3 separate regions of the Mus musculus genome follow, and regions 1 and 3 are each linked to region 2. A link is a loop called in an ENCODE intact Hi-C map of the cell type or tissue named here. Cell type or tissue: left cerebral cortex. All regions are shown on one strand. Region 1 overlaps Stox2 (storkhead box 2). Region 2 overlaps Enpp6 (ectonucleotide pyrophosphatase/phosphodiesterase 6). Region 3 holds the start of Gm51569 (a long non-coding RNA gene).

Region 1 (8,000 bases), 190 kb after region 2:
AAGAAAGAAACACCCTGTTCCTAGTACCTATAACAGTGCACTGCTTACACTAGATAGCCACTACATGTTTAGTAAACAAATACTTTTTGTTTGTTTGTTTGTTTTTGTTTTGTTTTTCGGGACAGGGTTTCTCGGTGTAGGCCTGGCTGTCCTGGAACTCACTTTGTAGATCAGGCTGGCCTCGAACTCAGAAATCCACCTGCCTCTGCCTCCCGAGTGTTCAGATTAAAGGTGTGCTCCACCACCGCCTGGCTAACAAATACTTTTTAAATAATATAAAAAGTAAAGAGTACTTTTTAAAAAACCAATTTTAATTCAAATTTTAGTAAGTAATTACAGAACAGAGACCAAATATACTAAAGCATTTTTTAAGACTCTCCCTAATTAATTTCATGACAGATGCCCCCTAAACACAGTATTTATCATAGAAAAATGTCATATATTAGGTGAAGTTTAGGATATGCATTTAAAGAGATCATTGGATCTCAACACAACAAAGCACCTTCAAAGTTATCAAGATTTCCTGGGGATCTTATATCAACATGAGTGACGAGCCAACTAGTCGTTCCTAAAATATGCCACTAGAAAATTCCTCCAAGTGCTGGAGAGATAGCTTAGTAGTTAAGAGTGCTTGCAACTCTTGCAGATGATCCAGGAATAATTCCAAACACACATATGATGGCTTGCAGCCATCTTTAACTCAAGTTCCAAGGGCTCTGACACCCTCTGCTGTTCTCTACAAGCGCCAGACACACGTCTAGTGTACACTGATATGTGCAGACAAAGAACACATACACATAAAATGAAAATAAATCATATTTTAAAGGAAAATTCTTTCACTTATTTTTTTCAAAGAAGACAAGAAACCACAAATACTTTTAAAATATACAACTCAAAGACACCAGCATTTTACATAAACTATGAATTATAGCTTACTTGTCTTTATTTTTATTTTTTACTTTATTTATGAATGTTTATGTATGTATGCTACATGTATGGTTACCCTCAGAGACCAGAACAGAGTGTTAGTCTATGAAGCTGTTACTGGCAGTTGTGAGTCACCTGACATGGATGCTAGATATGGAACTTGGATGCCCTGGAAGAGCAGTAAGTGCTTTTATTTAACCAGTGGGCCATCTTCCCAGAGCCCTACTTGCCTATAATTCATAGGACAGATTTTTCTACTGTAAGAATGTATTTGAACGTAGTTAGTAAAAGTCAACCAGGAGCTCATAGATACTTTGTGGGTTAAAGAATTATTTCTGAGCAGCTACCATTTCACTCTACCATACCAGAAAAATAAAACAAAACAATATGAGTAACTAGGCTTTATTGTAGCTTTCTTTTCTTTTTAAAATTCTACTTAAATATTTAAACAGTTGGGGTATAGATGCCCTAACTAGGATAATTCAGATAATATCAAACTCAGAGTAAGCACCGAATGTATTTCTCCTAAGTGAACTGAAAATGTGCAAAGACCAGAAAATGTTTCACTCGTAAGGGGAAGAAGAACATTTAACATTTAAAGTGGGTCAGTCAAATTGTGGACTAATAAATAGTGTTTTCTAACGAATTACTCTGTGAGTTGGTTAGCATGAGAAGTATAAGCTAGTGGGATGAATGAGGAGAGCCAAAGATGGTCCCACTACCATTAGAGGCAAGGAAAAACCTGCAGAGCACGAGGGGCCATGCTGACCAAGCATGGGGAGCTGGTAGCTCAACTGAAACAGGCTGGGGTGGATGAAGAGAAAAGATGAAACCCGATCCTGGTAGACCAGAAGGCTTAGAACTTCTTCTTATGAATCAAGGCAATTCCTGTGTTTCATATTGTGACATGCATGTGAGAGAAAATCACTCACAGGTAACTGCAGAATGAAGTAGTACTGACTATTGCCACCCCCACATCAACAAAAAAGATCTGACACAAGACACCCTAGATGCACGCCGGCTGTATCTTCCAGTCTACCCATCTGCATTCCTCACTTCCCTCTTGGAGAATGTCACTAACTATCACATATACTTCTACTCTCTGTTTTATCTTCCTACTTCCGGCCAGTTACTTTAGTTGGAATTATTTCCTCCCCCACCCTCATCTCTCCCTGCAAATAACCATCTATTCAAGAACCGCATAGTGCCTATCAAATACCTTTAGAAACTCAAGCTCCAAAAGTGTTCCTATCAGGGTTCTCTTTCAGGAGGAGAGGGTACACATTTAAAAATAATACCTAACATACTACAATAAAACCCTATCTTTTATGGATGACATTTTCTTCTTTCCAGTCATTAAGTTCAGGCTTGCCTCACTCATATGAGAAAGACTACACAACTCTTGTGATATTTATGACAACTTACATTCACACACATGCTCGTGCGCACACACACACACACACACACACACACGAGCACGCGCACACACTATCAATTATTCTGTTACCCCATGTTCTATTTTTCAGTGTAAATGTTCATTTAATTTCTACTGTGGGTTGAATAGCTTCTTCTATCCTTCATGTAATTCATATCCCAGATTCTAAATTCACATACCGCATTCCAATTCTAAACCATTAGTTGGGAAACTGAGCTGTACAGAATTGGGACACTCCTATTTTCTGATGGCATCAGGAGATACCCAGCTAAGAACTCACTTGCCTTTTTCTTTTTAAATATCATGGGGTAGTCTTCATGTTTATGGGATATATGTTGGGAGGGCATCTATGTCACAGTGTATGTACATATGGAGATGGCAGGACAAAATTCAAGAGCCAGTTTTCCCCTCTCACCACGTATTTCTTAGGATTGAACTCAGACCGTCAGTGCTGGTGGCAAGGGCTTTTACCAACTGAGCCTTTTTACTGGGCCAGGATCCAGTCTCATAGTTAATTATCTAGGAGCCTGTTTCCTTGTCTGTAAAACAAGGGACAGGTGGAATTATAACAGTGATTTCTTCATGCTCCAAAAGTCTACGATTCTCTATTAATTCAGCAGGATTTGGGCTAAATAAATAAATAAAATCACAATACAATTCTCATGTCCAGCTGTATTTCCAGGTGTTGTAAAAATTACTTCTGTGCGTATCTGACCTGGAAGAGGCTTTCATTTTGAAAGAAATGGTTAGATGTGCCTGCTACCCTATTTTCTTCTTGCATAATAAAGCCTTCAGAGTTCTAACTCGGGCCTCACTGAGGTTTGCTCCCCAGGACTCACGTGCTCCCCCATCCCTCCTCCAGTCTGCCAAAATTAACACTGGACTTAAAATTATGGCTACCAGTAAAATTACCACTTGCAGCAGAGATGGCAGCCCCTCATCAAACATGTGAAACGTGCTTTTGAGATGCTCAGAGCCCACAGGGATGAGACAGCTCGACTCCCTTCAGCAAAATGTGCTTCCTGTGCCAAGTTTTATCTCAGATGCCCTCCCGGGGCTGGGGGGCAGTCATCCACTCTGAGGGTACAGTTAAGTGGACAACTACTCTGATTCCGCAGCACCAGACAAATCTTGTGTTTTACAGTTTAATTCAGTTGATTAATCTCAATTTTATGTATAGATGCTGCTTGGTTCTTTTCACAGGTCTACTACAATATCATCCCAAATGTCCTTCTGGAAAGGCAGACATAGCCCTTTCGTATGCACACTCTCAAAGAACCCAAGCAGCCTTCGGAAGGGACGGACAGAGCATATGGCTTCCATTAGCTCGCAGGCTGCTGAGAAAGTTTCTTTGAAACCAGATTACTATACTCGACTTTTCAACTGTTTGTACTGAAATCTGGAAGAAAATGGGCATTGAAAACGGCACTTTTACTAGTTTAGCCTAAGTTTGTTTTTAAAACGCCACCGACTTCAAAACTGTGAGGCTGGACCCTTTTTGCAATGGGCAACGAAGGAAACTTGACACTTAACAACAGGAAAAGGTTTAGAGCATTTAGAACCTCTATGACAGCCTCTCTAGGGGTTTCTAATGCTTAATTTCAACCCTAATAGTTCGGTGACACAAAATCCAATTCTAAGGTTATTATTTGAGGAAAGTATTTGAACTCAAAAGGTAACTCGAGGAGGAGGCTTCTATTGCAAATGCTGGAATTGATCTTACCATTGGCTATGACTTCCTCGGACACTTGTAATGAAAGCAGGGCTAAGCGGAATCGTGGTGACTCAAGAGCACACACACCAAAACCAGTTGATGTCCTCATGCTATTAAGAATGATGCTGGCTCATGTCTGTATGATGTAGAAAGGTGTAGCTGACAGAGAAGATTAACTGAGGAGAAACCATCGCCTTTCTAGTTTCTGGGCTTCCATTTGCTACCTAAGTTCTACTTTTGCTACTGAGGCTTGGCTCTTGTTGGAAAACGGTTACAGAATACAGAGAGGTTAAAAAATGAACAAAGCAAAGCAACAAGTGGACAGCAGTGGGTGAAGGCCCCCCTCCATATAATAAGACACAACGGTTGGCACCCGTCCTGATCCTAACACTTTAGACAACTTGGCCATTTGCTATATAGATTTATAGCTGAAGAACTAGAGTGGAACCAGGAGCTATCCGAAGCGCTGCACGCTTCAGTACACCACATCTTTGCGAAAACTCCATGTTGGAAGCCAACCATAACCACTGAGTGTGTGGGAGAAACCAGGGAGTAGAAAGCAGCAGACTGTCGCTTATATACCAGGGGCTTGCGTATCTCATGAATGAAAGGACCTGCACTCGAGGACAAGATCAGACTTGGCTCTGCTTTCTACCAAGATGTTGGTGATAAGAGCCACTCTCTGTTCTCTACTCCCTGACCCAGGATTAAATTAAAGCCATTTACCACCTGAGATTAAAAAAAAAAATCATGATAAAATACTAATCTTGGCCAACAATATAGTCTCTTGGATATCATACAGCTCTATAAGGCCCATAGGTAACAAGTGTCCCACAGAAGGATAGAGTCTTCCTAAGAGAGAGTACCTCAAGACCTAAATTCCTAGTGGAAACTACCATCTATATCCCATCCATTGCCACCATCCAGCCAAACCCTGCCTGTTCATAAAGATACATCAGATGTTCCAATCTCTACTGATGAAAATTATTCAATGATAATTTAATAAAGTGGCCTGACATTTGCAGGGCTGTTCCCAGAGTTAAAATCCCCAGGGCTGTGTCTCAGCCTCTGTCGTCTGGCTTCATCAGCTGAAGTATCAGGACTATGCTGTGACTGATTTCTGTGAAATACAAGCCTACCTCAACAACCAAGCCCAATTAAATTCAGGTCAAATGTGGTCAGATTAGCAGAATCCCGACTGTAACAACCTCTACTGAACAACGGCCGCAGGAAACTTAAACTGTCACCCTACCTCCCCTTCCAATAGCCAGGGAGGGTGTTCTGAAGGAACTCCGTGAGAATGGCAAAGGACAGGAGAAAGTTGAACGGCCATGAACAGACTCACAGAGAAGACTCCGACTCACTGTTACTAAGTCGCCCTCCTCCCCTTAATGTGACATGTCAGGACAGAGACAAACCCCAGCACTTTGTTATTACACCATAAGGTTGAGACCCCAACTCCGCACTTCATTAGTGACATCACTGGGGAAAAACGGTTTATATTTTGTGTCTTAATTTCTTCTCTTTTTTTTTTTTTCCATAGTGTCTACAGTAGCAATCCCCAATCTTCCTAACGCTGCGATCCTCATACTAAGGGGACCCCCACTCATGAGATCATATGGTTACTCCTTCCTAACTGTAATTTCTTCTGTTATGAATTGTAAATATCTGATATGCAGGATATCTGATATGTGACCCCCAAAGGGGTCATGACCTACAGGTTGAGAACCACTGCTCAACAGTGATGCTGACCTTACAGTGATTGTGGGAATTAGGTGACACTATGAATGTTCAACCTACTGCCTTTGGGACCTAATATTTAATAAATAGTAGCTAGCATTTAAAATATATAGTCCCCAAGCCTGTCTAAATCTAATCCATTTCTTCTTCACCAGTACTTAAATTTATTCCAACATAAAATTAATTTAATTATAAAAAATATTTATTTTAAAAACTGAATTTAGTAATAAAAAGAAGCCATTTTAAAAAATCTTAACCCATACTAAGGAGGGAGGTTGTCCTCCTTATACTATCATAAGCATCTTCCTGATACTCAGTCAGGGCACCTCCCCTGAGGGAACGGGATATTTCCATTGAGATACAGGGAGACTTAACAATTTTGGGATGAGAGACAATGGCTTTAGAGCAAAGAGAAGTCACAGATTTCACTGGGACACTAGAAGATAGGAAAGGTTATGTACAAACAGTTATAAGGAGAGTAAAGAAAGCTGGCCTGTTTCAGAACTGTGACTGGGCCAACACGCACGCACACTGCCTAAGAAACACGTCTTAGTACTAAAGATAGGTGACGTCAGGAGTTAGGGTGATGGGCCCTGGGGTTCTCAGGCCCACAGTGAGCATCTCTTCTCAGAAAAAATGCTCTGCGGGAGCAACATTAACATTGGGAGTTTTGTTCTCTCATTACTTCAGGACAGCTTAAATATCCCCAAATATCCCAATAAAACCCAAGTGGGCTGCTATGAATGCCACATTTAAAAGCCAAGCACTCACATGTATTCCTAATGGTGAGCGAGCCCTGTGCCTGCACGGCTTTCGCAGCTATAATGGCAACTCCGTGTGAAAAAGAATCAGAATTTCCTGAGCCTCACATAACTCCTGAGGTTTACCATGGTGCTCACATACCTTGTGAAGATGCATTTTAAAATGTAATTTTTAGAATGCACTGAGTTGTGCACAGTTTTTGAGCACATAGGAGGTATAAATTTATAACGGGTAATGATCAAACAAAGGCACCCATAACTGTCAGTTTTCTATCGTGTCACGTGGGTTCTTCTCTTCCAGTTATTTCGCACCTATCATAAAATGTTGCAGACCATGTCTCCCAGTCTGTGCTGTAAACACCAGGAATGATTCTCTCTAGCAACTGTATTTTGGAATTTATTGTATGATCTCTCTCATAACCCCTCTCCCTCTCTCCTCCCCAGTTTCTGGTGATTTCAAGTCTATTCTCTTCCTAAGAGATTGAGTCTTTCAGCTTCTATCAATTTATTAGAACATATTTCATTTGTCCTTATGTGGGTGGCTTATTTCATGTAACAGGATGTCTTCTGGTTCTATCAAAATTAAGTAGTGTTATTATTTTGCATATATGATAAGTGAATGCTTTCAATAACTTCCCTCCAACTCTCTACTGAGTACTCTCTGCATGTGAACAAATTAAGAGGGAATGGGAAATACAGAAAAATCATACATCTCGTTTTCAATGAGTACAGTTTAGACACAAAATTCAAAAAATTAATAATAAAATATTCCAGTTCATGTTCAAAGCATCCTTTGAAGGACTATGGTAAAAATAAAAACAATAAACAGAAACACAGAACATATGGCTAGCAGATTCCCCAACAGGAGCCCAGCCAAGGCGGTTGGCATTCATACTTGGGAATCAGAGGTAGAAGGATTGGAAGTTAAAGTGCGGCCTCGGTTACATAGCAAGTTCAAAGCCAGCCTAGGATATATAGGATGCTTGCTGTTTCAAAAACAAAGTCAAAACAAAACCAAAACCCTCTAAATAAAGCTCCAGTTGCTGAGGAAATGCTAACGGTTGACAAATGTGGTCTCGTGAACTTACGAAGCCTCACCCTGGCAAAGGGAAGTTAACAGAAGAAGCACCGGGAATAGAAGACAAGGCTTTGCTAGCTATACCTGTGCCACAGGGGGTTATCTTCAATCTGTAAACCCCCCAAAAAACTAAAAGAAGAAATTAAACAAACTAATCAATAAATGGAATGGCGAAACAGACAGTTCTCAAAAGAAAAACACAAACAGCCAGTAAATGGGTCCCTCCAGTCATCAGAGAAATACAAATTAAAAGTACACTGGGATTCCATTTTATCCCAATTCAAAATGGCCATCATTAAATTTTTAAAATGCTGGCAAGGCCGTGGACAAAAGTAACTCTTCTAT
Region 2 (8,000 bases):
CACACACAAGTGGAATGGAGCCCTTGAACTGAAATTATCAGTGCAACAAAGAGATTCTTCTCACAGCTAGCAGAGTGCTGAGTTGCTCATTGAGTGTAGTCTTTCTTCCCTGAGGCAAATTATCTTTCAGCACAGCACCCAAGAAGCACAATACACCCAAATTGTTAAGCAGGACCTGTGTCTATTCCAGGTTCACCTGTTTATAGTCTGATCACTGACTGGGACATTTAAGCTGTGGCTATAATAGCGACATTAGCTACAGGAGAGCTGTTCACCCCTGACTACAGAAAGAGACTGGTCTGACTTAATGGGAGTGTCTGGACTGAGGCTGTGAGCTTAGGTAGGCCAGCAAAATCTAGCATCAACAAACTAAATGACTCACACTGGCAAAAACTGAGCTTCCAATGGGCCAATGAAATGGCTGAGAGTATCTGCCGCTAAGCCTAGTCACTTGAGTTCAATCCCTGGGCCTAACATGGTGGAAGGAAAGAACTGACTCTAGCAAGTTGTCCTCTGACTGCCACATGTGCCTCATGTATACACACACACACACACACACACACACACACACACACACTCACACACATATATATACACACACACATACACAGGCATACACACATACACTCTCACATACATATCTACACACACACACACATATACTGTCACACACATACACTTACACACATGCACACACACACACACACACCCAATAAAGATGATCAAGGAACTTTCTTTAAAAGTATGTAGGATATAACAAATCTGGATGATAACTAAAGCTCTGCATGCTTTTATTTAACAATATATCAGAAGCCCAGGATCTGGAGACTTGCTCTAAAGCTGCAGTCCCCTGATCCAACCACGCAGGGAAAATGAGGAAATCAGCCCAAATCCAGGCAGCACTGTTTCCCTCAGCATGCTAAAAATGCTCAGCATTCACGAGGCCCTGGTCAGTGTCCTCCCCAAATCACCAGAAACAGCTAACCAAGACTGATCTTTGTTTCCGCACACCCTGCCTGGGCATTAAAAGCAAGTTAACACAAGAAACAGTTATCCTTCTCGCAGGGGCGTGATAGAGTGCTCCAACAGCTATAGAGACACTACCGTCTTCACCTCGGAGAGGTGACATCAGTAGGTAGAGACTTTGGGGATGATCAGGCGAGGAAGGCAAAGCTCTCATAGTGTTCTCATGAAAGAAAGAAAGGACCAAGAGAGATCCCCACTCCGGTCCCCAGTGCCACCTCCCCTGCACGCTCTTTCCTCTGTGAGATTGGTGTAGGAACATTGTGAGTGCCCACCTTCTCTGCACCCTGAATCTGTTGCCTCCGCTCCTGAATTTCTTAGCCACCGTAACTGTGAGAGATACATTTCTGCTGTTTTTCTTTGTTTATTTTTATTCGCTTTACATCCTGATCTCAGCCCCCTTCCTCCCCTCCTCCCAGTTCCACCCTTAAAATTCCCTCCCCACACTGCCCCTTCTCCTTCTCCTCAGAGACGGGAAGCCCACCTTAGGTACCACCCCATCCTGGGGGCATGAAATCCCAGCAGGTCTAGGCACATTCTCTCCCACTGAGACCCAACTAGGCAGGCCAAGTAGAGGGGGAAGGGGATCCAATGGCAGGGAACAGATACTGAGACAGCCCCTGCTCTACTTGCTAGGGGACCCACATGGAGAGCAAGCTATACATTTGCCACACATGTGTGGAGAGTCTAGGTCTAGCTCCTGTATGCTAACTGGTTGGTGGCCCAGGCTCTGTGACCCTTCATGGTTTGGTCCCAGGTTAGTTAGTTCTGTGGGTCTTCCTGTGGTGTCCTTGACCCCTTGGGCTCACTCTTCTACAAGACTCCTGGGGCTCTGCCTGCTGTTTGGTTGTGGGTCTCTTCATCTGCCTCCATCCAGTGCTGGATGAAGCCTCTTGGGAGACACAGTTATGCTCGGTTCCTGTTTGCAAGGATAGCAGAGTATCATTAATCATGTTAGGGGTTAGTTCTCACCCATGGGATGGGTCTCAAGCTGGGGCAGCCATTGGATGGCTGTTCCCACAGTCTGCTTCATCTTTATCTCTGCACATTTTGTAGATGAGACAAGTTTTAATAAAGAATAAACAACACATTTCTTCACCTTGCTTCTCTCTATAAAAGGAGGAGAAGGGCACACTGATCGTCTAGTTTACAGTACTTGATTGGAGTTATTGCTAGGATGGACGGACTCCTGGGAGCTGGCTCTGATGGATCGCTTGCACTTTCTAGCACTGGGAGTTACCTGGGTGATGATCTGGAGTCTGATCACTGGTTCTTCTCGCGATCACCTGTGGACCGATTACAAGTTTGACTGCAGAATGTGGCTTGGATCCAAGACCTATCTGTACCTGGCTCTTCATTTATTAACCCCCCTATGCTTACTACTGGCTACTGCTCCAGGCCACACAGCTGGAGAACTGCCCTGGGCACGAAGACTCCTGTCCTCAGGAAGAAAGAGAACAGGAGAGAGGGCTCCCACCTCCTGCAGTCCTGGCAGTATTGGAGGGGCAGGAGCCTTGTGTCTTTGAGTTTCGAGTCACCAGCTCTGTAAGTCTGAGGAACCTGATGTCCCTAGGGGGAGGAAAGAGCAGTTGGGCCAGTAAGAGAGTACGCTCATAGCCTTGCCACAGGGGAAGCTGAGAGGTGAGCCTCCATGGGACAGGTGTTGGCCGAGTTCCATCTACTGAGGAGGTGTCAAAATAAACTAGTTTCCCCTCCCAACCCCTTACTGTTACTTAAGAAGGAACCAAAAAGTCCAAAGAAACCTTTTCTTTTTTCACTCATGGTAATGAACTCAGTCGCTTTCTGAGTTTCACAGAGATCACAGTGGCTTTTATTGTCTGAAAACTGTTTTCAGCTCTTCCTTCCTTCCTTCCTCCTTTCCTCCCTCCCTCCCTCCCTCCCTCCCTCCCTCCCTCCCTTCTTTCCTTCCTTCCTTCCTTCCTTCCTTCCTTCCTCCCTCCTTTCCTTCCTTCCTTCCTTCCTTCCTTCCTTCCTCCTTTCCTTCCTTCCTCCTTTCCTTCCTTCCTTCCTTCCTCCCTCCCTTCTTTCCTTCCTTCCTTCCTTTTCCCCCACTTTGCTATGCTGAAGACTGAACCTGGGACTTTATCAGAACCTCATCTCTGCCCTCAACTTCTTTGAGCTTTAGTAAAACCAAACTTTCCAAACGAAAAGGTATCCAAAACAGAAATCCCACACTCTCTGTTTTCTTCTTATGCAGGAAAAATGATTTTTTAAAAAAATCATACTTTTAATTCATTATTAGGGAATTACTCAAAGCTACTGGAACCTACAGAGTGCTAAGGGAGTGCTTTCCACCCTCCCTTGTCTGGTGACCTCAAAACTACGAGTGTGAACGTCTCCAGTGAAAAATCTCTCCCCCTTTTAACATTTTGGGTTATTTTTATTGCAGGTTTTATGCTTCACACTATAATCAAAGCCTGCTATCTCTTGCTATCTTGGCCTTGCACTATTTGTGACTCCCCCTAATCACGACGCTGTCTGGCACACACATCAGTAGTCACTTTGAAAGAAGTGCAAATTGTGAGATGCTTCTTTCAATTTAATCTTGCATGTTTTATTTAAAGCCATTTCTTCACCGTACGAAAATCTATCTTCGAACATGTTAGGAAAATAGCATATATCTCCCAACAGATAACTCATGGGTGATATACACAGCAAATTTCAATGTGGAAGTTAAGTGCTTGGAGCAATGAGTAGATAATTCTTTTATATGTCTTGGCTGAGGGGACATTGTTTGAAAGATCATAACCTAAACAGTCTAACTTGATCCTTAGATTCCCAAATGTTCAAGGATATGTGCTAAGAGGAGTCTAGCGTGTGGAAATCTGAGTTGCATAACATATCCTTAAGCTGCCTGCCTTGGAATCGGACGTATAAAGATATTTCTTGGCGCTATGTCAGTTTAAAGGAATGTGTATATATGACCAGTGTCTAAAACGCATTAACCGGAGACCCCAGATTTCAGAACTTTGGGAGCCTCTCCTTCCACAGCTGGACTCTTTCCAGCAGGAGAGGAAATCTGAGATCATAGACTCCTTTGTGTGCCGTTATCCCAGGATGCTGTGGGGGATAGTTGGCTGTAAGAGATTGCTGTCTGCCCGGTACTCTGGAGTGCTGTGTGCCACCTTGTGGACATCTTAGTGTCTGAGACAATTGCTGTGGAAGTGGCCAAAGCTTGGAGGCCTGGGCTGGGGATGGGTTTTGGTGCTGGCAACCATGTGACTCAGTTTACCCCAGCACCCTGCCCTCTCACTAGCTCTGTTGCCCCAACCCTACCACTCAGCCACTTTAAGCCTTAATATTCCCACCTGCCAGCATCTCTGAATCTGAGAGGTATGCTGACCAAACAACCACAAGACAAAAACACCTAGAGTGAGACACCTTCCACTACCTTCTCAGTGTCACTGGTGCTGGGGTTAGAGTGGTGTGCAACTTAAAGCTTAAGGGTTTCTTATTTCTGGACTACCCCACGTAATACTTTTATGCTACAGTTGATCCTGAGAAGATGGAAAGAGAGGAAGACAAAATCCCGTACAAAGAAGGACCAGCTCTATTGAGCACGAGCTCCTACACCATGAATCAAGGGTCAAGAGATCCTAGAGGAGAAGGAACACCCGAGGCCCCCTCCACTTTTGTGCCCTGGGGTACCCTAAAACCTACATGTCTGTGTTCAGGGGGTCCACAGCCCATGGGGCCTCCTATATTTGGTTAAGGATGCCTATTAAGGCAATAATGCAAATTTCTTTTTAAAGTCTTGGATTCTGCTAGTCTATTTGTGTAGTACCTCATCCTCTGCAGCTTGTCTATAGACTAAGGAATAGGAGTTTAATAGACAGAGGAGGGCACTTGATGACCACACCCTTCCTCTTGCTCATTAGCCTTCTGGGATGGAAGTGGTGGTTGGTAGTAATGGGCCCCTGTGCTGCTCTACCACGAAACAGTCCTCCCCACTAAACAAATCCTCCCTACTAAACAGTCCCCCCACTAAACAGTCCTCCCCACTAAACAGTCCTCCCCACTAAACAGTCCTCCTCACTAAACAGCCCCAAAGCAACCTGCACCACCTGTTTATTGCCAGGATTGTGAAGGACTCACATTTCACCTGTGCCAGACCAGCACAGCTCCGAGAGCACGGCTCTTTTCAGAGCAAGTGAGCCACGTTTTTACTTTCATCCCCCAGTCTGATAAAAAGCAAGCATCTATTTTTTGTCCCCCTAAGACATAGCCAGCTCCCTATCTGCCCACCCCTCTCTACATGCTCCCATCTTTGGGTGGAGTGCCGGAGGAAGCTCCCCTTACCTCCAGTTCCAGCTCCTCTAGGTGGCCCTCCTGGACCCCTCCAACCAGGTTAGAGTGGGCATGTGCCTTGTGTGCACTCCCTTAGTCTTCTTCTCATGCCCTGCTCTGCTTTTACTACAAACAGGAAAGGTAAACAGATGCTTTTCATAGCAACAAGGGACCGGTCAGAGAAAACACCGGGCATGCGGTTATGCCTGACGCTTTGATGAAGCAATACACAATTCTAAGTGTATCTATCGCATAAAGTATTTGGGTAGACAAAGTTTCATACTATAACCCACTGATCTGAACACACACAGGCTCACCCACCCCTTGCTCTCAAGTGCTAGGGGGAATATTCTCATTAGAACTTTCTTGGTTTATCTCTATTTTCTCCCCTTTGCGTTTCCTTTTTCTTCTTTTTTCCCATTCATTTATTCATTCATTCATTCACATTACATCCCGCTCTCGGCCCTCCTTTCCTCCCAATCCCACCCTCACACTGCCCACTCCCCACTACCCCCTCAGCTTCTCCTCAGAGAAGGGGAAGCCCTCCATGGATACCAACCCACCCTGGCCTATCAAGTTGCAGCAGGGCGAGGTGCATCTTCTCTCATTGAGGCGAGGCAAGGCAGCCCAGCTAGGGGACAGGGACCCATCAGAGACAGCCCCTGCTCCAAGTGCTACAGAACCCACATGAAGTCCAAGCTGAACATTTGCTACGTCAGCATAGGGGACTTAGGCTTGACTGCTCCTTGGTTGGGGATTCAGTCTCATGGACCCAGGTGAGTGGACTCTGTAGATCTTTTGGTGGTGTCCTTGACCCCTCTGGTTCTCTCAATTCTTCCCCCAACTCTTCCACAGACTCCCCAAGCTCCGCTTAATCTTCAGCTCTGGGTCCTTGCATCTGTCTCCATCAGCTGCTGGATGAAGCCTCTCGGGAGACAGTTATGTTAGCCTCCTGTCTGCAAGCATAGCAGAGTATCATCAATAATGTCAGGGGTTGGCTCTCTCTCATGGGATGGGTCTCAGTTTGGGCCAGTCATTGGTTGGCCATTCCTTATGTTCATAGCAACTTTATTTGTAATACCCAGAAACTTGAAACAACCTGAATGTCCCTCAACTGAAGAACAGATAGAGAAAATGTGGTACATTTACATAGCGGGATACTATCCAACTATTAAAAACAAGGGCATCATGAAATTTATAGGCAAATGGATAGAACCAGAAAATATCATCCTGAGTGATGTAACACAGGCCCAGAAAGACATGCACGGTATGTACTACTCACTTATAAGTGGATACCAGCCATGAAGTACAGGATAACCATACTTCAGTCCACCAACCCAAAGAAGCTATGTAACAAGGAAGGTCCAAAAAAGGATGCTTGAATCTCACTCAGAAGGGAAAATAAAATAGATATCAGAGGTGAATGGACAGAGGGAACTGAGTGGCAGAAGGGATGGGGAGGGAAACAGGGGCGGGGATCAGGTAGGAGGAAGAGAGGGAGAGGGCTGGAAGAAAGAATGGTGGCTTCTCTGAGACCAGCCAGAGACCTGGAATGGGGAAGGCTCCTCGGAGTCTATGGGGTCATCCCAGCTGAGACTCCTAGCTGTGGGGAATATGGATCCTGAAGTGGTCACTTCCTGGAGCCAGGCTGGAATTCCAGTGGAGAGAGGGGAACACCCACCCACACATAAAACCTTTGTCTCAAAATTTGCCCTGCCTACAAGATGTGCAGGGATAGAGATGGAGCAGAGTTTGGGGAGATCGTCCTTTCTCTCCTTTTAAAAATAAGCCCCAGTACCCTTTACTGCTGTGGCCTTCTGAAGTGGGGGGCTCTCAACAGGAAATACTGCTCTCTTAAGTTCTTCTGTTTTCTCAGAGTTCTATGATAAGCACATTTAGGAGCCAATCAGAAGCTCTGGAAGGCAGACTTGCTACTGAGAGTCAAAGTTTAGAGAGAGATTTGGAGGTGGATGCTATGTGGAGAATGGAGAAGAGAGGAATGAGCTGAAGGGCACTCTAGATCGAGGGGCCGGGAGAGAAGCCTGCAGCAGCTAACAGAAGGCTGGCCTGCTACTCAGCTGCAGGTGCTTTGCACCGCAGTATCTTTGGTTCCTTAGTCCCCTGACTAGGGAACTTTACTCCCTGACGCTCAGCCTATAAATAGCTGGGTTCATCACCACCAGTGATGTCATTACCACCAGTGACCAACTATGCCCATCTGCTGGTTAGTTGCTGTCTATCTTCTATTTTACTTGTGCATAGACAACAAAGCCTGAAGTTGTGCCACCTCCATGTCTCCCAGGTACAAAGTCATTTAACTTCTGATGCATTATTATGTTGGACATGCAGAGGCCAGCCTCAGCCCCAGCATCTGAAAGAATACATACACACATTTCTGAAAAATTCTACTTTTACTATAAAGACATCCCTTAAACTGACTAAGATGGTATGCCAATTTTTAGAGCCTATTATTCTAGATACAGTTTAGTGCTATGGTAGGAATCTGTTAGATTTGCTTACCGGGGATCTGGGATACATAGTGTGGAAGATGCAAAAGGAACCATTCAAGAGACATAATGGAGGGCAGCAGCATTGCTGGGTATGCAGAATGGCAGAGACGTTTAATCTGCTGGGGGAAAAATAGCTTTGCAGGATTTGGATCAAATGCA
Region 3 (8,000 bases), 150 kb after region 2:
AAACAGTAAAAAGAAATAACAAGAGAGCATCTACTGGTTTATATTGGTTTTAAATGGTTGTCTTTCATATACAGTCACTTTTTCTTTTCTAAAAGAAGAAATATACTTATTTTCAGGGCTAGTCTATTTCTCTCTACCTCGTTCAGAAATCCTTGAATGAGTTTAGTTAAGACCACGTGAATGCTTTTGCTCTGTTAAGGAGGAGACAAGTACTGCATCCCTGAGCTACAAGTTAGGATTCTTTTTACTGTGCTTTTGTGTGTCCGTACATGTATACATGGGTGTGTGTGTGTGTGTGTGTGTGTGTGTGTGTGTGTGTGTGTGTGAATGTGGAACCCAGAAGTCAATCTCAGGTGTTCCTCAGGAGCTGTCTGACACAGGGTTTCTCACAGGGACCTGTGGCTCACAGATTAGCCCCAACTCCAGGAATCCCACTGCCTCAGCCTCCCAAGTAGCTGTGATTACAATCCAATATACCACCGAGCTTGCAGTAAGCCTTTTTATACTTAAGAAAGGCCAATTCAGCCTTCACCAGGGTGAGGAACCCAGAACATCCGTGGAGAAGGCAAGACTCACCGAGGGAAATGCTGTGGGGCTTGAGGGCATTACAGTAAGATGCTCACACATCATCACCTGTGGCCTTCCTGGCCATATCACGCTCTTGGTCCTGGAAACCTGACAGGGATGATGCTGGGAAAAAGAAATGACAGGGATACATACAGAAAATCTGGGATCTGGTGGGTTTTGCCCACTCTGGTGGAGGGTCCCTACTACACAACCTAGAAACCCAGCTTGTCTATCCTGTACAGCACATGAAAAGGCATGAGGCAGTCTTGATCAGGGGCCTATGCAGGGAGCAGTGTCGTTGAGCAGTGTTGCTGATTTTTGCACAGACTGTCAACATGTAGACACAGAGCAGGGGTCCTTAACATGGTCTTGCTCATGACAACAATATACTCACTCTGGACTTCAGCCTCTCCCTATGCTTCCTTCTGTCATTACCTCCTATTCTTCAACGTCTTCTTTGTCCATGGTCTTCTGGCCTTAAAATGAACATGCTTAGGGTAGAAAATTGGAGCACGCCAACAACTAAACCCAGGAGAGCTGCTTCATTGGATGTAAGACTTTGACGAGGTATGGATTCTCTCTTCCAAGTGTCAGTCAGGGATCTGGTCTCCCCCAGGGAACTCGTCATTGTAGACACTGTCCCTTGACCTGAAAACTAAGCTCAGAGCAGGACAATAACTATTGTGTCTGAAACCAGGGGTCACATAAAATGGCCTTTCTGGTAATGGCTCTAAACACTCTAATCCCAAAAGCTCAGGTAAGCTGAAGTGTTGGGAGATCTCTGACAGCATACTAGAGCAAGTCCTAAATAGAGGTGGCAGCTTTTTAATTAGAAAAAAAAGCAATTGAATTTTAGCTAACGTGAATATTAGAGAGTAACTGCAAGTGATTTACAATAGTTGAACTCCCCAGTTAATCTCTGAAAATCTCCACATTACAGCTACAAAACCAGCTAGTGAGACAACACACACACACACACACACACACACACACACACACACACACACGGTACAACTATTGTAGGATGGTAGGAAAAATGTTATCAGAAAATCAGATTCAAGGATTTGTTTGAAACATGTGCGATGTAAGGAGAGAAATGGCAGCATTAAGGTGAAATATTAGCTGATGGCCAAATTCCTATAGATGCTTGAAGAGAAAGAGAGGGAGGTCAGGAGGAAAGATGACAAGAAACAGAAAGAGAAACAAGTGGCTGAGAGGAAAGGGGTTAAATCAAGAGAGAGAAAATAAATTTCTGTTATAGTTCTGTGGAAATTTTGCATAAACAATCGTCAGATGCCGGTGAGATGGAAGATATAGCTAAGAGGAAGCACACATTGCCTATGTTCATAAATATTCCAACCACCGGGGAAGCCCCGCCCCCCCCCCCCCCCCGCCCCATCTAAGTACCCAAGTGCGCAGAGCATTAGATTCCCCGCTCCCTTCTTCTCACAACAAATGGTCTGTATGATCCACTAAGAAACACTGGTCCCTTCCACCCGCCAACAGCTTCTCCGAAACAGCTGGCTCTGTGGGTTTTCGTCACTTTTATTTTATCTTATTTTTGTAAGACAGAGGCTCGCATAGCCCTGGGTGAACCAGTTGTGTAGCTGAAGATGACCTAGCATCTGAATGCCTCTGCATCCGTGCTATTGGATTACAGACCTAGTATATGTGGTGCTGGGGACTGAAAGTGGGATTTGTGGGTGTTTGATGCAAAGTGCTCTACCAACTGAACCACATCCCCAGAAAGTCTCCACTTATCTTAACATGCCCCCTGCCTAGGTTGCATCGCCCCCGCCCCTGCCCCCCTCCCCAAGACTGCATGGAAAAACTATACCCAGTGTCCGAAGCCAAGGGACCCTAGTTTTTCCCAAGAAAGGCCCGAGATTCCCCTTCCATCTTCTAATCTTTTAACAACTTTATGACATTGTGAGGGCCAGCTCTCCCATTCTGGCTTTCTTTGGTGATAAGGAAAATGAATGAAGTCAAAAGACAGCCCTCTGCAGCGAACACATTTCCAAAGGTTTCACTGTTAAGCAGCCGCCTATGAGACTGTGTTCTACATGCTCCAAGTTCCCCTCACAGACAGCAAGCTGACTCCACTTCTTGCACAGTGAATCCACCCAAAGCTTTCATTGCTCAGAGGGGCATTGAAAAAAAAAGCAGGATGAAGGGAGACCCTTCTCCAAAACGAGTCACGGTAGGAAGTTTTTGCAGAGGGTGAGAGAGTAAACAGCGTTTGTCTCTAAGGTTAAAACAAAACCAAAACCGAGAGCACAGGGTTGGAAACTACACGTATTTTACAAGACCATGCTTTGATCGGCTTGGAAGGAGAGAAGAGTGCTCAGAGCCCCCACCCTCACCCTCCTCCCCCTGCCCCCCCTGAAAGGCATGGCCTGTGATCTGCACCTGGAGACACATAGAAACATAGAGTCGCAGAGTCTGGAAACATGGAGGAGGAGGTAGGGGCTTGTTACCTCCTGCTATAGTACTCAACTTGGCACAGTGCTTTCCTTCTTGGCAAAAGGGTTTGTGTGTGTGTGTGTGTGTGTGTGTGTGTGTGTGTGTGTGTGTGTGTGTGTGTGTGAATGTGTGTGAGTGTGTGTGAGTGTGTGTGTGTGTGTGTGTGTGAGTGCGTGTACACACACAGGGGGCAAAGGGGAAGGAAGGAAGGGAATATGCCTTAGAACAAAGGATACATGCAAAGGAATTTAATATGGAATCCCTGACAGGCTCCTGGAACAGAAAAATTATAGTAAGGCCAAAGTAAGGAAATGGGAATGAACTATGCACCTCAGTTTATACCACTCAAAGGCCAGCAAGATGGCTCGCTGGGTGAAGGTGCTTCCTGCTAAGCTTGACGTGGGTTCAATCCGCAGAACCCACATATAGAAGAAAGGAAACTGTTCTTGCAAGTTTCTTCTGCTCTGCACACACACACACACACACACACACCACTAAATAAGCATAGTAAAATAGTTTTAAAGATCTACTTTAATAGCAATCATTAAAAAATAATTAGTGCTGATTCATTAATAGTGACCAATGTACCATATTAAAATGAGATGTAGTTAACAGGGAAACTGGATACAGGACAAGGAAGGACTTTCTGTAATTCTTTTGCAATTCTATGAGCTTAAACTGTTATAAAGTAAAAGGTTTATTTATTATTTTTTGGTGCTTTGCTCTAAAAGATTCTATAGTCTCCTGCGTGTTGAGCTCAGGGAAGTCTCTCCTAATTGTTTATAGTTCCCTCAACTCACAAGAAAACAAGCCAGTTGGAAAACAGGTCCTCTATCATGCCCATTTGCCTGACTTCTTATTTGGTCCCCCAGGAGCCTCCCAGGTCTACCTCATTGGGCTGTTTTTAATGACAGAAGGAGACATGGAAGGGATAACTATCTCCAAGATTGGTGTCTTACTATAGAAACTTTTTGAATTTGCCCGGTCTGACACTGACTCTTTGATATTCATCTCAGAGGCTTTACAGTTGACTTCAATATCCTATGAAGGCCTGAGCATGGAAAAGAAACCCTTGTCTTCTCCAGGCTATTTGAAGTGTTCTGTTCCATCACACATGTGCTGCCCCCGTGAAAGGCATGGCCTGTGATCTGAACCTGGAGATACATAGAAACATAGAGGTGCAGAGGCTGGAAACATGGAGGAGGCTATGATGTTGCGCTGTGCCTGGAGACTGGTGATTCCCTCCACAAGATGATCACAGAGTCATTCACTGTTGAGAAAGAGAAAGTTCCATACTGATGTTGGGGCAAAGAACGGAAGACACTGCCTTGGACCACAGATATTTGAAAAGTACAGAATAATTTCCCAAGGTGACACATGTTTCAGAGAGTTGGTCATACAGACATCTTTTGTTTCACTGCCATTTACAGGCAAAACACAGAGATGATAGACTGATCAATGATAAATAGATAATAGTTGCTATAAAATAGATAGATAGATAGATAGATAGATAGATAGATAGATAGATAGATAGATAGATGATAGATAAGTATATGATAGGTAGATAGATATAGACAGACAGGTAGATAGAGAGATGAAAAATAGGTAGATGATAGATAGACAGATGATAGATGATAGACAGATAAATGATGATAGATAGATAGATAGATAGATAGATAGATAGATAGATGACAGACAGATAGGTAAATGATTGGTAAATAGATGATATATATATATATATATATATATATATATATATATATAGAGAGAGAGAGAGAGAGAGAGAGAGAGAGAGAGATTGATAGATAGATGTTTGGTATATAAATGATAGAAGACAGATAATGATGATAGATAAATGATTAGTAGATAGATGATATATAGGTGATAGATAAATGATTGTTAGATAGATAGATGATAGACAAATAGATGATAGAATAAAGAAGGCAGGAAAGAAGTGAAGGTAAGATGAGGAAGTGAAGGGGTTCACAGAAAAGGGAAGGAGGGAGGGAGGGAAGGAGAGAAGAAAGGAAGATTTTCTAATGGAAAAATAATTCCTTCCTCTTGAAAACTTGAAATGCAAATAAATATAAAAATATACTTTTTGCGATTTTGCAATTTGTTAAGAATGGCTCTGACTGAATACCCACAGGCCCAGGCTTGTGCAGGCAAGCACAGGAGCTGTACATTCGTGATTCCAACAGCCTTGTCATATCCCTAAGTCAGCAATCCAGCACCGCCGCCCCACTCCTCCTGGGCCTGCGCATTCTGCCCTCTCTTCCCCAATGTTCCCTAAGCCTTAGAGCAGTGGATCCCATCCTTCCTAATGCTGTGACACTTTAATACAGTCCCTTATGTTGTGGTGACCCCCCAATCATTGCTCCTTCTGTTGCTAATGTTCTGATTCACACTGTAAATATATGATATACATGGCAGATACCATGATACCTGTAAATATCTGATATACATGGTAGATACCTGATATACATGGCAGGTCTGATATGTGACCCTGACCCCAAAGGGGTCATAACCCATGATTTTGAGAACTGCTGCCTTAAAGGGAGTGATATAAATGTCCTGTTTAAAGCTGGGTCACAAAACAAAACCCAACAGAAAAGCATGAAAATGAGATAATTCCAGGGAGAAGGGGGATGGGCAAGGGTGGGAGGAGCAAGAGCACGGGATGAGGCTGCAGTGCATCATATACACACACATATGGACTGTCAGTGTGTTTGATAAACATACTTTTAAAGGAATCGGTTTGGTTTACTGCAATTACTTATCAGTAATCTACTCACATACCTATCTAGACATATTTGCACATTGCTGGTTAGTTACCTAACCCCGAGTGAGCATAGATCGGTGATTCCCATAGAAGAGCTGGCAGTTAAAATGCTCTTAACACAAAGGTTAGCAGAAAGAGGATGGTAGATCCATGGTCTGTGGACTTGGGCGAAGGCACTGTGAACAGGAATTTTAAACTATAACAGTTCCATTGTGGTTAGAAATAATTTAGACCAGTCACAAATTAACATTAAAAATGTTTTTTCTGTTAAAAACGTTTTGAGGAGCTGGAGAGTGCTTCCTGCTCGTCTAAGAGACCCGAGTTCAGTTCCTAGTACCCATGTTAGACAGCGGGAAATCAGCTACAAGTCTAGGTCCAGGGGTATCTGATGCCTTATTCTGGCCATTATAGTAACATGCACACTGGTATATACCCACACACCACCACCACCACCACCACCACCACCACCACCACCACCAAATAAATCTTTAAAAAGTCTTAGACATGTTTTTTCATGTATTTGAATGTGTGTGTGCACGTTACGTGTTTTAAGATCAGCAGGCAATTTGCAGGAGTCAGTTCTCTCCTGCTCTCTCCTGTCCAAAAGGCTTTACCTTTCTCCTGCCTCCCCTCTTTCGCTCTCTGACCTGGAAGTCCCTCTTCCTTCTAGCCAAGTGATTGGTCCCTTGAAATCTTTATTCATTAGGGGAAGGTTCTGTCACACAACAATAATCACAAAAATGTCTTTAGGCAGTCTAATAAAGTCAAAGAAATCTGAAGTAATAGAAAATAATGTGTGCAATTTTGCAATAGAGAGAAACAAGGAAACCATGAAGGGGTGTGACCAAAACGGCACTTGTTTTATGAAACCCGGAGGCTAAAGTACTCACCTAAAATGCTCAGCCTTGTTATTGAGCTGAGGCTAAACCTGAGGTTGTTCACCCACTTTGAGGGCATTAGGTCTGGCCCTAAACTCTTAGATATATCCAAGAAGGAAACTACAAAGTCACTTTTGCCTTTATGGATCTCAACTAACTCCGTCTCGCTTTTCATATCTGCTGTCGGAGGCATAGCTCAGGCCTCAAGATCCTCCTGTTGTGATTCTTTCAAGATGCATCAATAACTCTACCCTGCCTCTCCTGAGTGTAAAAAACTTGATTTTCCTCACTGCCCGAGGCCATGTGCAATGTGCAGACATCGCCACACACTGTCCCAAGGGTTACAAGATGAACCACTGGTTTGACAGAAAGAGTCTGGAGCCACTGGGCCTGAAAATAGGCCTATCAGTAAAGCCAAGTATTCCCAGAGTAGGGCTAAGATTTCCCAGTTAAATAAGTTATGAAAGTCAGGCAAATAACTCCTTTTTATTATTCGGTGTTTCTCTATTTCACAGCAGCCAATGGGGTAGGAGGCACTTATATTCCACTTGGACTTTTTCTATGGAGAATTAAAAAAAAAGTCTCCCCACTCTAAAAAGAAGTTAAAACCACGCTGTTTCCTTTAGAATGAAAAGACGTTTATGAACTGTGACCATTCTCTCAAACAAAGCCAAAGCCTGCTATCAATCTTCTTATGAAATTCCCTTATTTCCTCCATGCCTCCAGTTCACTGGATGATGCTGAAGTGCACACACAGTGCCCTTCCCTGACCATCCTAAGCACAGAGAATGACCACGCACTGGCTCATCCCCATCTCATGCCTCAAAACACTCCTGTGGCCGCCCACATCGACAGGCTTGAAACGGGAGCAACAAAATGAGGCTTGTCCCTGAAAGCCATCACTTTGAGCTCCTCGAATTAACTCAGAGGACAAGATCATTGTCTGAGGCAAGTTTTGGAAGTCTGTGTTAGGTTCTGCTTTTTCCAAGAAAATTGGTCTCCACTGTGGAGGTCTAGTGTTCGGGTTTTATAGGCTGTTTCTTAGTTTAGTTGTTCATTTGACAGAGTATCACTTTTAGTTTCAGAAGATGGACTTTATTCCACAAAGACCCATCACCTAGGAGGGGGCCTGTCACCAAGGGGACTCAAAAGAATCCAAAGGCATCCATTCCAGCCCCAGGGAATTGGCTCCAGGATCACCATGGATACTCAAACCCTCAACTGTAACAGAAAATCCTCCAGTGTTCACATGTATCCAATGCACATCTAAAGATGACGAGCTTTAAACCATATCTTGATGACTACAATAC

What was found. A loop is a pair of places that touch in the nucleus more often than their neighbours do. Peaks named below come from ENCODE experiments on the same cell type or tissue, not always from the same donor. Only the 100,000 strongest peaks of a DNase experiment are listed, where the experiment ranks them.
Region 1: a loop joins it to region 2, with 2.2 times the contacts of the local background. A loop is called at or near these places in 6 of 42 quality-filtered maps.
Region 3: it touches region 2 in a loop (2.0-fold over the local background); 4 of 42 quality-filtered maps call a loop at or near these places.

Annotation. Positions count from the first base shown.
Region 1 is chr8:47,207,743-47,215,742 of GRCm38, forward strand. The region is part of intron 1 of Stox2 (storkhead box 2); the gene reads right to left. Among named protein-coding and RNA genes, the nearest start is that of Gm51570, 9.2 kb to the right of the region's middle. In left cerebral cortex, no CTCF peak of the experiment used is centred here; DNase peaks (open chromatin) are centred at 673, 3,289 and 4,583.
Region 2 is chr8:47,017,322-47,025,321 of GRCm38, forward strand. The region is part of intron 1 of Enpp6 (ectonucleotide pyrophosphatase/phosphodiesterase 6); the gene reads left to right. Among named protein-coding and RNA genes, the nearest start is that of Enpp6, 34 kb to the left of the region's middle. In left cerebral cortex, a CTCF peak has its summit at 4,176 (motif pointing left); a DNase peak (open chromatin) is centred at 4,091.
Region 3 is chr8:47,171,125-47,179,124 of GRCm38, forward strand. It overlaps Gm51569 (a long non-coding RNA gene), which reads right to left and starts at 4,537. Exons shown (of 3, transcript XR_003947544.1): 1 at 1-4,537. In left cerebral cortex, no CTCF peak of the experiment used is centred here; no DNase peak of the experiment used is centred here.